Linked DNA regions of Homo sapiens: all the other regions are linked to region 2. A link is a contact called in ENCODE Hi-C or POLR2A ChIA-PET data. All regions are on one chromosome and are shown on one strand. The core of a region is the stretch at or near the end of the contact, and the rest is flanking DNA. Distances in the headings are between cores, read along the strand shown. Region 1 holds the start of C22orf23 (chromosome 22 open reading frame 23). Region 2 holds the start of DDX17 (DEAD-box helicase 17). Region 3 holds the start of ANKRD54 (ankyrin repeat domain 54).

Region 1 (2,700 bases), core at 173-2,672, 550 kb after region 2:
ATCTCCACGTTGCTAAATCCAATGGCCAACTCTCCTTCTCATTTAGCCTGATCTATCAGCTGGCACATTAGGCCACTTGCTCTCCTCACTTGACTCCAAGGACACCTCACCCTCTTGGTGTTCCCCCACCTCCCCGGCTTCTCTTTTCCCCCAAGCACTCAATGTCCAAATGCCCTAATGCTCAGCCACGGGTCATCTCCTCTTCTCTACTGACACTCACTGGGAATGGGGTAGCAATCCCACACGTTTCTTATTTTTATCTTCAGACTAGCTCTCTTTGCACCCACATATCCCACAGGTAATTTTTGGGCTCTATCTTTAAAATAGTAATATATCCAGAATTCAAAACCAGTTCTCACCACCTCTACTCCTACCACCCTACTATAAGCTACTGACTTCTCTCATCTAGATTACTACAAGCAGGCCGGGCACGGTGGCTCACGCCTGTGATCCCAGCACTTTGGGAGGCCGAGGCGGGTGGATCACAAGCTCAGGAGTTCGAGGCCAGTCTGGCCAACATGGTGAAACCCGTCTCTACTAAAACTACAAGCAATTAGCAAGGCGTGGTGGTGCACGCCCATAATCCCAGCTAGTCGGGAGGCTGAGGCAGGAGAATCCCTTGAACCCCGGAGGTGGAGGCTGCAGTGAGCCGAGATCGCGCCACTGCACTCCAGCCTGGGCGACAGAGCAAGACTCTGTTTCAAAAAAAAAAAAAAATTACTGCAAAGGACCGTCCCAGACTTTTATTTAATGCCACCCGGTGGAGCTGCCCCAGACCCTCCTCTGGAGTACTCCTATACTACATACGTCTAGAACTGGGGAAGCTCACGCGACCACCGTTACCTGCTTGCTTGCTTACTTATGGGCCTGTGACCCCTTTTCTAGAAAGTGAGCACGTGGAGAGGCAGGGACGATTGTTCATTCACCTCAATATTCCCACTGCATGATACAGAGCCCGGCTCGCTGGAACATTTGCTGAAGGACACCTTTTCTACGGATCCCCTCTGGACCCTCGAGCCTGGGCCCTCCTGTGCCTCCAGCCGGGGCTGTGCTCCTGGGTCGCCCGCCCTTCCCTTCCTCGGCTCCGCCGGCCCCCTCAGGACCCCAGTCCCCTCAGACATTGCCCCTAGACGCCAGGCTCCTCAGCCGACCCAAGCCTTGCCTCATCCGCCCCTTCCAAGGTTGCCGCAAAGGCCACTCCGCTCCCGCACTCACTTGTCCTCGTTGTCTGACATGACACCCTCGCCTCAGCGACCCCGCTGCGCCCCGGTCCCGCGCGGAGACCCGCAAACAGCGACACTACGACTCGCGCGGCTCCTAGCTTATCTTGCGCCTGCGCCGTAACCCAGAGGAAATCACTTCCGGGAGGCAGGACAGAGCGGGGAAAGTGCGCATGCGCTGACTGGTGTGTGCGCGTTTCTATAGTAGCGAGAGGCGCTAGCTGCCAGCTCCAGCAGCCCAGATCGCGCAGTATTTCTGCGTGGCACCGGTGCGGATGCGGCTGTAAAGCAGTGGTCACCGCCTCCGGGAGCCCACTTCTATGTGGAGAGGGGAGCACCCAGAGAGGGTCTTAGGGTGAAATTTCAATTTTGGCATATCACTCAGTGGGTACTGTTGTGACCATGGCTGTGTTAACACTCCCTCCCGAGGAGACTTCCCTGCCACAGGCGCTGGGTCAGAATGAGGACTGTGTGTGTGTATCTGTGTGTCTGGATGGGAGGTTTGGGCACTGTCGCAATATTAACTGGCGGCATCATTCTCTGGCTCGATCCCCGCTTCCAGACTTCTGGGGGTGTTGGGCGTCGGGGAACAGAGATTAGGGACAGGAGACAGGGGGTGTGTCATTGCGTCTTTCCCTCCTCAGAGTCCTCCCATGGCTTCACAGAAGCAGATGGAGGTAGTGACCAAAGGAACTGGGTTCCGGCGCCGCCCCAAGACCATCACTTACACCCCGGGGACCTGCGAGCTGCTCAGAGGTCAGTCCGTTAAAGCAGCGATCCCAGCCTTTTTGGCACCAGGGACCGGTTTCGTGGAAGACAATTTTTCCACTGACGGAGGTGTGGGGAATGGTTTCGGGATGAAACTGTTCCACCTCAGATCATCAGGTATTAGTTAGATTCTCATAAGGAGCGTGCAACCTAGATCCCTCGCGTGCGCAGTTCACAATAGGGTTCGCGCTCCTATGAGAATCTAAGGCCGTCACTGACCTGAAAGGAGGCGGTGAGGCTCGCTAGCCTGCCGCTCACCTCCTGCTGTGCGGCCCGGTTCCTAACAGGCCAGGGACTGGTACCAGTCCACGGACGGAGGGTTGGGGACCCCTGAGTTAAAGGATGAGAGAAGAATGGTGGTAGTTACCCTCTGTAACTCAGTTCCCCCGTACCTGACCTGTGGCTTAGCACTATTTTCCTTTACAGATAAGGAGCCTGGGGTTCAGAAAGCTTCAAAATTCTACTGCATATGCCTTATTCGGGGGCGGGGCGGGGCGGGGGGGAGGGGAAGGTTCAAGGTGCTACACCTTGCCAAAAGTCAAAGAACTAAAATTTTTAGAGTAGTTAACTCCTATGCATCCTTTAGATCACACTTTCAACTTTCCCGAGGAAGACTTCTGCTCCTCACCACCACAGTAGGATCAACTGTTATGTGCCCTCACACATTTTCCTTCACTGGGCTTAGCACAAGCTGTAGTCAGTTATTTGGTGT
Region 2 (2,700 bases), core at 21-2,520:
GGAAGCCAGTCTGGAAGGAATTGAGCGGAGAACGTGGACTAGCCTGGTTAAACACTTGTCCTTAGCCTTCGCCCTTTCTGTGTCTAAAGACCATCGCTCTGAAACCTTGTTCTCCTGAGAGTGCTGGGGTCTTCTCCGGGCCTTCTGAGGAGCGCCGTTCAACGGCAGCAAAGGGCCCACGGAGTCCACTGGGGCTCCAAGCAATTTTTTTTTTGAGACGGATTCTTGCCCCGTCGTCCAGGATGGAGTGCAGTGGCACGTTCTCGGCTCACTGCGACCTCCGACTCCCGGGTTCAAGCGATTCTCCTGCCTCAGCCTCCCAAGTAGCTGGGACTACAGGCACCCGCCACCATGTCCTGCTAATTTTTGTATTTTTCGTAGAGACGGGGTTTTGCCATTTTGGCCAGGCTGGTCTCGAACTCCGGGACTCAGGTGATCCTCCCGCCTCGGCCTCCCAAAGTGTTAGTATTACAAGCGTGAGCCACCATGCCTGGCCTCCAAGCACATTTTGTTTCTGTATTAGCAACAGCTGTGCTCGGCCAGGGACGGTAAAAATATACGGTTCAGAAAATGCACCTCAGTGTGAACCAAATGTAGCTGAGGGCACTTTAACCTGGAAGGGACATCGCCACCTCACAAACTCCGGAAAGAAAGGGACACGGCTCTTCCATCATGGCTGCCGGAGACAGAGCAGCGAAAGGCAACGGAAAGGAAATGGCGCCGGGGCCCGCCGCCATTCTCAGCGGGCCCAGGGCGGTGGGGCGAGAGGGCTGGCGGCGCCATATAGGAAGGCCAGCCACGGAATTTAAGACCCTCCCGGCCTCTGGCGCCAGAGGACTCTGAAACTTGATAACAATATGGAGGACGGTTATTGTCTCTGCAAAGCAACTTCTTCAAGCCGGCCGCGGGGTCTGTACCGAGATCGGAATCAGGCAAAATCCTCTATTCTCTAAACAGAATGCGTTACGCATACTGCGCATCTTAGCAACAGCAGGCCGGCTAACGACGCAAAGAATGTTACGTCGCACCAGAGGCGCTTCCTCCCACCTCATCCCACGTTCTAGTTCGGGTGGCGCGAGAACTCTACGCTCGCTCCGTACTTTGTTTTTCTTGTACAGACCGCAAAATACACCCATCGTCGCAACTGACGTAAAGTGCTTCCAAGAATACCCGTAGTTCCCCGCGGAGCCCTCGGGCTATTCCGAGGCGCTGTTTACGTATCGTCTCCGCCGTACGCAGCGTTAAGTTGGAGCCGACTCAGCGGCGGCCGCCATTTTGTGCAGTCGCTGGGAAGGAAGGAGACGCCTAAACCGCGGCACTGCCCGGTTTGAGCGTAGCCAAACCTGCCCACCGGCTTTGTAGCCCCGATTCTCTGTGTTTTGCTCCCGTCTCCGACGAGAGAGGCGGCGACGGTGGCGTCTGCGACGGGAGACAGCGCGTCGGAGCGAGAGAGCGCTGCGCCTGCCGCCGCCCCAACAGCGGAGGCGCCGCCGCCATCGGTCGTCACCAGACCGGAGCCGCAGGCCCTCCCGAGCCCGGCCATCCGTGCCCCGCTCCCAGATCTCTATCCTTTTGGGACCATGCGCGGAGGAGGCTTTGGGGACCGGGACCGGGATCGTGACCGTGGAGGGTAAGGGTGGGGGAGGAGAGGAGAGGCCTGGCGTGGGGGTGGGGGAGTTGCTTCTTGGGGAGGCCCGGCGGACTGCGAGCCTGGGAGCCTTGCTCTCGACCCGGGAGGCGAGGGGAGGCGACTCGAGGCGAGACAGCGGTTTCGTGCGCGGACCTCGGCCCCGGGGTCACTCGGGACCCGAGGAGGGCGGCCGCTTGGCGACGCTGGGCCTCTCCGTGCGGACGGCCGTCGTGGCGCGGCCCGGCCCCATCCCAGCCCCGCGGGGGATCGGGAGGGGCGGCCTGGCCGCATCAGCCCAGGCCCGGGCTTTGGCGCCTCGCCTGGTTTCCCGGCTCTCGAGCCGGGCCGCTTCGGGCGGGCTGTTCGATGTCTCCAGGCCTCGGCGTTCATCTGAAAAACGCGGATCTTCCTGAGAGAACACTTCAGCCCAGGAAAGCCTTACACGAAATGGCACCCTTGACGTTCTCTCCCCAGAGTTCACTGTTTAAGGCACGGGAGACGAAAAGACCAACTTCTCATTTTTAGAAATAGATTTTAATTCTCTTCAGTTATATTTTAAGTCGGAGGAAATGCATTGGGATGTAAAGCAGTGGAGTTGCTTGCCATCTAAATGACCGTGTTTGGGGGAAGGATGGGTTTTTGGGTCGTTACTTTAGTTTTAATCTTAATATTTCAGCCTTTTTTCTCTAATTGGACTGCAGCGTCAACTATTCTGCCTCGCTAGAAAGTTCTTGGTATTGTGGACCGGGCGTGGTGCCTCAGGCCTGTAATCCCAGCGATTTGGGAGGCCGAGGCGGGCGGATCACCGGAGGTCAGGAGTTCGAGACCAGCCTGATCAACATGGAGAAATCCCGTTTCTACTAAAAATAACAAAATTAGCCTGGCTTGGTGGCGCATGCCTGTAATCCCAGCTACTCGGGAGGCCAAGGCAGGAGAATCGCTTGAACCCGGGGGGAGGAGGTTGCAGTGAGCCGAGATCGCGCCATTGCACTCCAGCCCGTGGCAAGAGCGAAACTCCGTCTCCCCCGACCCCCCCGCTTCCCCAAAGAGTTACGTGACGCCACTTGATA
Region 3 (2,700 bases), core at 108-2,607, 660 kb after region 2:
CATCATGTTGGCCAGGCTTGTCTTGAACTCCCGACCTTGTCATCTGCCCATTTTGGCCTCCCAAAGTGCTGGGATTACAGGCGTGACCCACCGTGCGGAAAGATTACATTTTAACTGGGTTGAGTGGGAGGGTTTATATATGGAAAGAACTTTTGCCAGGACACAAGACCTGGTCCGGTGAGAGCTGGGCAACTGTGAATGAGTCTCTTCCCTCTGCTTTTCAACTCCTCACCTATAAAATAGGGATGGTCCTTCTTGTCTACTTTATAGAAGTGCTTGTGGGGTACGGGATTGTGAGAAGTTTTATGAAAACGTGCACCCATGAAATGTTGCTTGAGGAACACTTATTTGTTTCCTGGTCTTCTCCCATTGGATTGTGAGCATCTCAGGGGCACCAAGTCTGATCCTGTGTCCAGGACCTAGCAGTTACCTGGCTCAGTGACTGGCTGTCGAACTAAACTATTGCTCTAATGTAATCACTTTGTATTACAAATCTTTGTAGATCAGTCATCTACGTCGGGGTTACCTAGAGAACTCTGACTAAAGGAAATCCATTGCATTTAGACACTATTACTCACAGTTTGTAGTGGTATCTCCAAATTTCAACACATTTTCCCTTTCCCACGTACATTATGCATTTGTGGGAAGTTCTTTTTTTTTTTTTTTTTTGCGTTCATTGATTTACAACATCTATATCTACATGGATGGCGTGGCTTCTTCATTTTCCTTTGTGAGTGCCTGCAAATCATCTTAATCTGATTTGCTAAGGTATCTGCTTGTTTTCTCATTAGACTGGGAAATGGAGAGGAAAAAGAAAAAAAAAGGCCGGGCGCGGTGGCTCACGCCTGTAATCCCAGCACTTTGGGAGGCCGAGGCCGGCACATCTCGAGATCAAGAGATCGAGACCATCCTGGCCAACATGGTGAAACCCCGTCTCTACTAAAAATACAAAAATTAGCTGGGCGTGGTGGCGCGCGCCTGTAGTCCCAGCTACTCGGGAGGCTGAGGCAGGAGAATTGCTTCAAGGAGGCGGAGGTTGCAGTGAGCCGAGATCGCGAGCCTGGCGGCAGAGCGAGACTCCGTCGCAAAAAAAAAGCGTCTGAAATGCTGTTTTACTGGCTCCGGTAGCGACGTACAGCGAAAGCCAAGGTCACTTCAAGTTTGTAATTGGTTACAATGTCTGTCAGTCACGTTGCCGGAAACCCTGTCCAATTATCCTGCTTGTACTGTGCCCTCCCTTTCCGATTGGTTTTGGGACCGGTTTAAGCTGGAAGGGTAGTCATTGGTTCGCCGCTCTGTCTCGGCCTGAGCCCGCCCCCGCTCGGTTGCCGTGGTTGCGGGCCCTGCCCGCCCGCCAGCTCGCTGACAGCACGACTCAGGGCGGAGGGAAGTAGGTCCGTTGGTCGGTCGGGAACGAGGCTCAGGCGGCCAGGCCCGCGCGGAGCCGTTGCCATGGCAGCCGCCGCCGGGGACGCGGACGACGAGCCGCGCTCAGGCCACTCGAGCTCGGAGGGCGAGTGCGCGGTGGCGCCGGAGCCGCTGACTGACGCTGAGGGCCTCTTCTCCTTCGCTGACTTCGGGTCTGCGCTGGGCGGCGGCGGCGCGGGCCTCTCGGGCCGGGCGTCCGGCGGGGCCCAGTCGCCGCTGCGCTACTTGCACGTCCTGTGGCAGCAGGATGCGGAGCCGCGCGACGAGCTGCGCTGCAAGATACCCGCTGGCCGGCTGAGGCGCGCTGCCAGGCCCCACCGGCGGCTCGGGCCCACGGGCAAGGAGGTGCACGGTGAGCGGCGCGAGCGGCGCGGGGGCCCGGGGCGGGGCAGCCCGGGCGAGGGGCGGGGCCTCAGAGGACCAGTGGCCGCGCTTTGGTCGCCCCCGACCCTCAGCCGGGGTCCCCCGACGTCTGCGCTGAGGGCCACACTGACCCTTGAGTCTCCTTTCAGTAACGATGGTGATGATGGTTTTTTTAGAAAGTCTTCCTGCTCTGAGCCAGTCACCCCAGTCTTCTCTCACTGGGTAATTTCTGAATGGAAACTTCCCATGACTCGGAACGCTTATTGGTGAATAATAAAATGAGGTACTGGGGAACACTTTTATTATCATGGAGAGGGGAGGCCAGAGCCTGCAGCCAAGTCGTACCAGCTTGTTTAAATGCACGGACTTGGACTCCTTTACCACAGTTAGACCTTAGGGCAAATGATAGACCCTTTCAACCTTAGTTTTCTTTTTAAATTTTTTTATTTTTATTTATTTATTATTATTATCTTTTTGGAGACGGAGTCTCGCTCTGTTGCCCAGGCTGGAGTGCAGTGGCGCCATCTTGGTTCACTGCAACCTCCGCCCCCCGGGTTCAAGCGATTCTCCTGCCTCAGCCTCCCGAGTAGCTGGGGTTACAGGCGCCCACTACCAAGCCCGGCTAATTATTGTAATTTTAGTAAAGATGGGGTTTCACCATGTTTGCCAGGCTGGTCTCGAACTTCTGATCTCAGGTGATCCACCCACCTCGGCCTCCCAAAGTACTGGCATAACAGGCATGAGCCACTGGCCCGGCCTCAGCCCTAGTTTTCTCATCTGTAAAATGGGATGAGTTAAGTAAGGTAATGGATGTTTAGCTGTTATGCTGCCTTTGCTGTGCCCCAAACACTGCTGATACATGATCATCTGTCCTCACAAGAACTCTTTGAGACATAGAAATTGTTCCCA

The links. Hi-C counts contacts between places; a loop is a spot of excess contacts on that map. ChIA-PET counts read pairs that join two places held with the same protein, here RNA polymerase II (POLR2A). Pooled maps may share reads with other maps.
Region 1: a pooled map shows a loop between it and region 2 (6-fold over the local background). The contact joins the promoter of C22orf23 here to the promoter of DDX17 in region 2. A Hi-C loop is called at or near these places in 8 of 50 pooled maps. POLR2A ChIA-PET finds 5 or more read pairs at or near these places in 4 of 52 experiments (activated CD4-positive, alpha-beta T cell, activated T-cell, endothelial cell of umbilical vein and 1 more).
Region 3: a pooled map shows a loop between it and region 2 (19-fold over the local background). The contact joins the promoter of ANKRD54 here to the promoter of DDX17 in region 2. A Hi-C loop is called at or near these places in 9 of 37 single-sample maps with no recorded cell type and 16 of 50 pooled maps.

What each region holds. Positions count from the first base shown.
Region 1 is chr22:37,952,323-37,955,022 of GRCh38, reverse strand. It overlaps C22orf23 (chromosome 22 open reading frame 23), which reads left to right and starts at 1,422. Exons shown (of 7, transcript NM_032561.5): 1 at 1,422-1,575; 2 at 1,865-1,976. The coding sequence starts at 1,874. POLR2F (RNA polymerase II, I and III subunit F) reads right to left here and starts at 1,324. Exons shown (of 5, transcript NM_021974.5): 1 at 1,216-1,324. The coding sequence starts at 1,235. RefSeq lists a silencer at 1,089-1,158.
Region 2 is chr22:38,504,881-38,507,580 of GRCh38, reverse strand. DDX17 (DEAD-box helicase 17) reads left to right here and starts at 1,270. Exons shown (of 13, transcript NM_006386.5): 1 at 1,270-1,630. The coding sequence starts at 1,344. RefSeq lists enhancers at 435-844, 422-1,313, 1,245-1,434, 1,314-2,205 and silencers at 1,525-1,794, 1,825-1,994.
Region 3 is chr22:37,842,991-37,845,690 of GRCh38, reverse strand. It overlaps ANKRD54 (ankyrin repeat domain 54), which reads left to right and starts at 1,357. Exons shown (of 8, transcript NM_138797.4): 1 at 1,357-1,780. The coding sequence starts at 1,453. It overlaps MIR658 (microRNA 658), which reads left to right and starts at 1,320; the gene lies at 1,320-1,419. RefSeq lists a silencer at 1,187-1,886.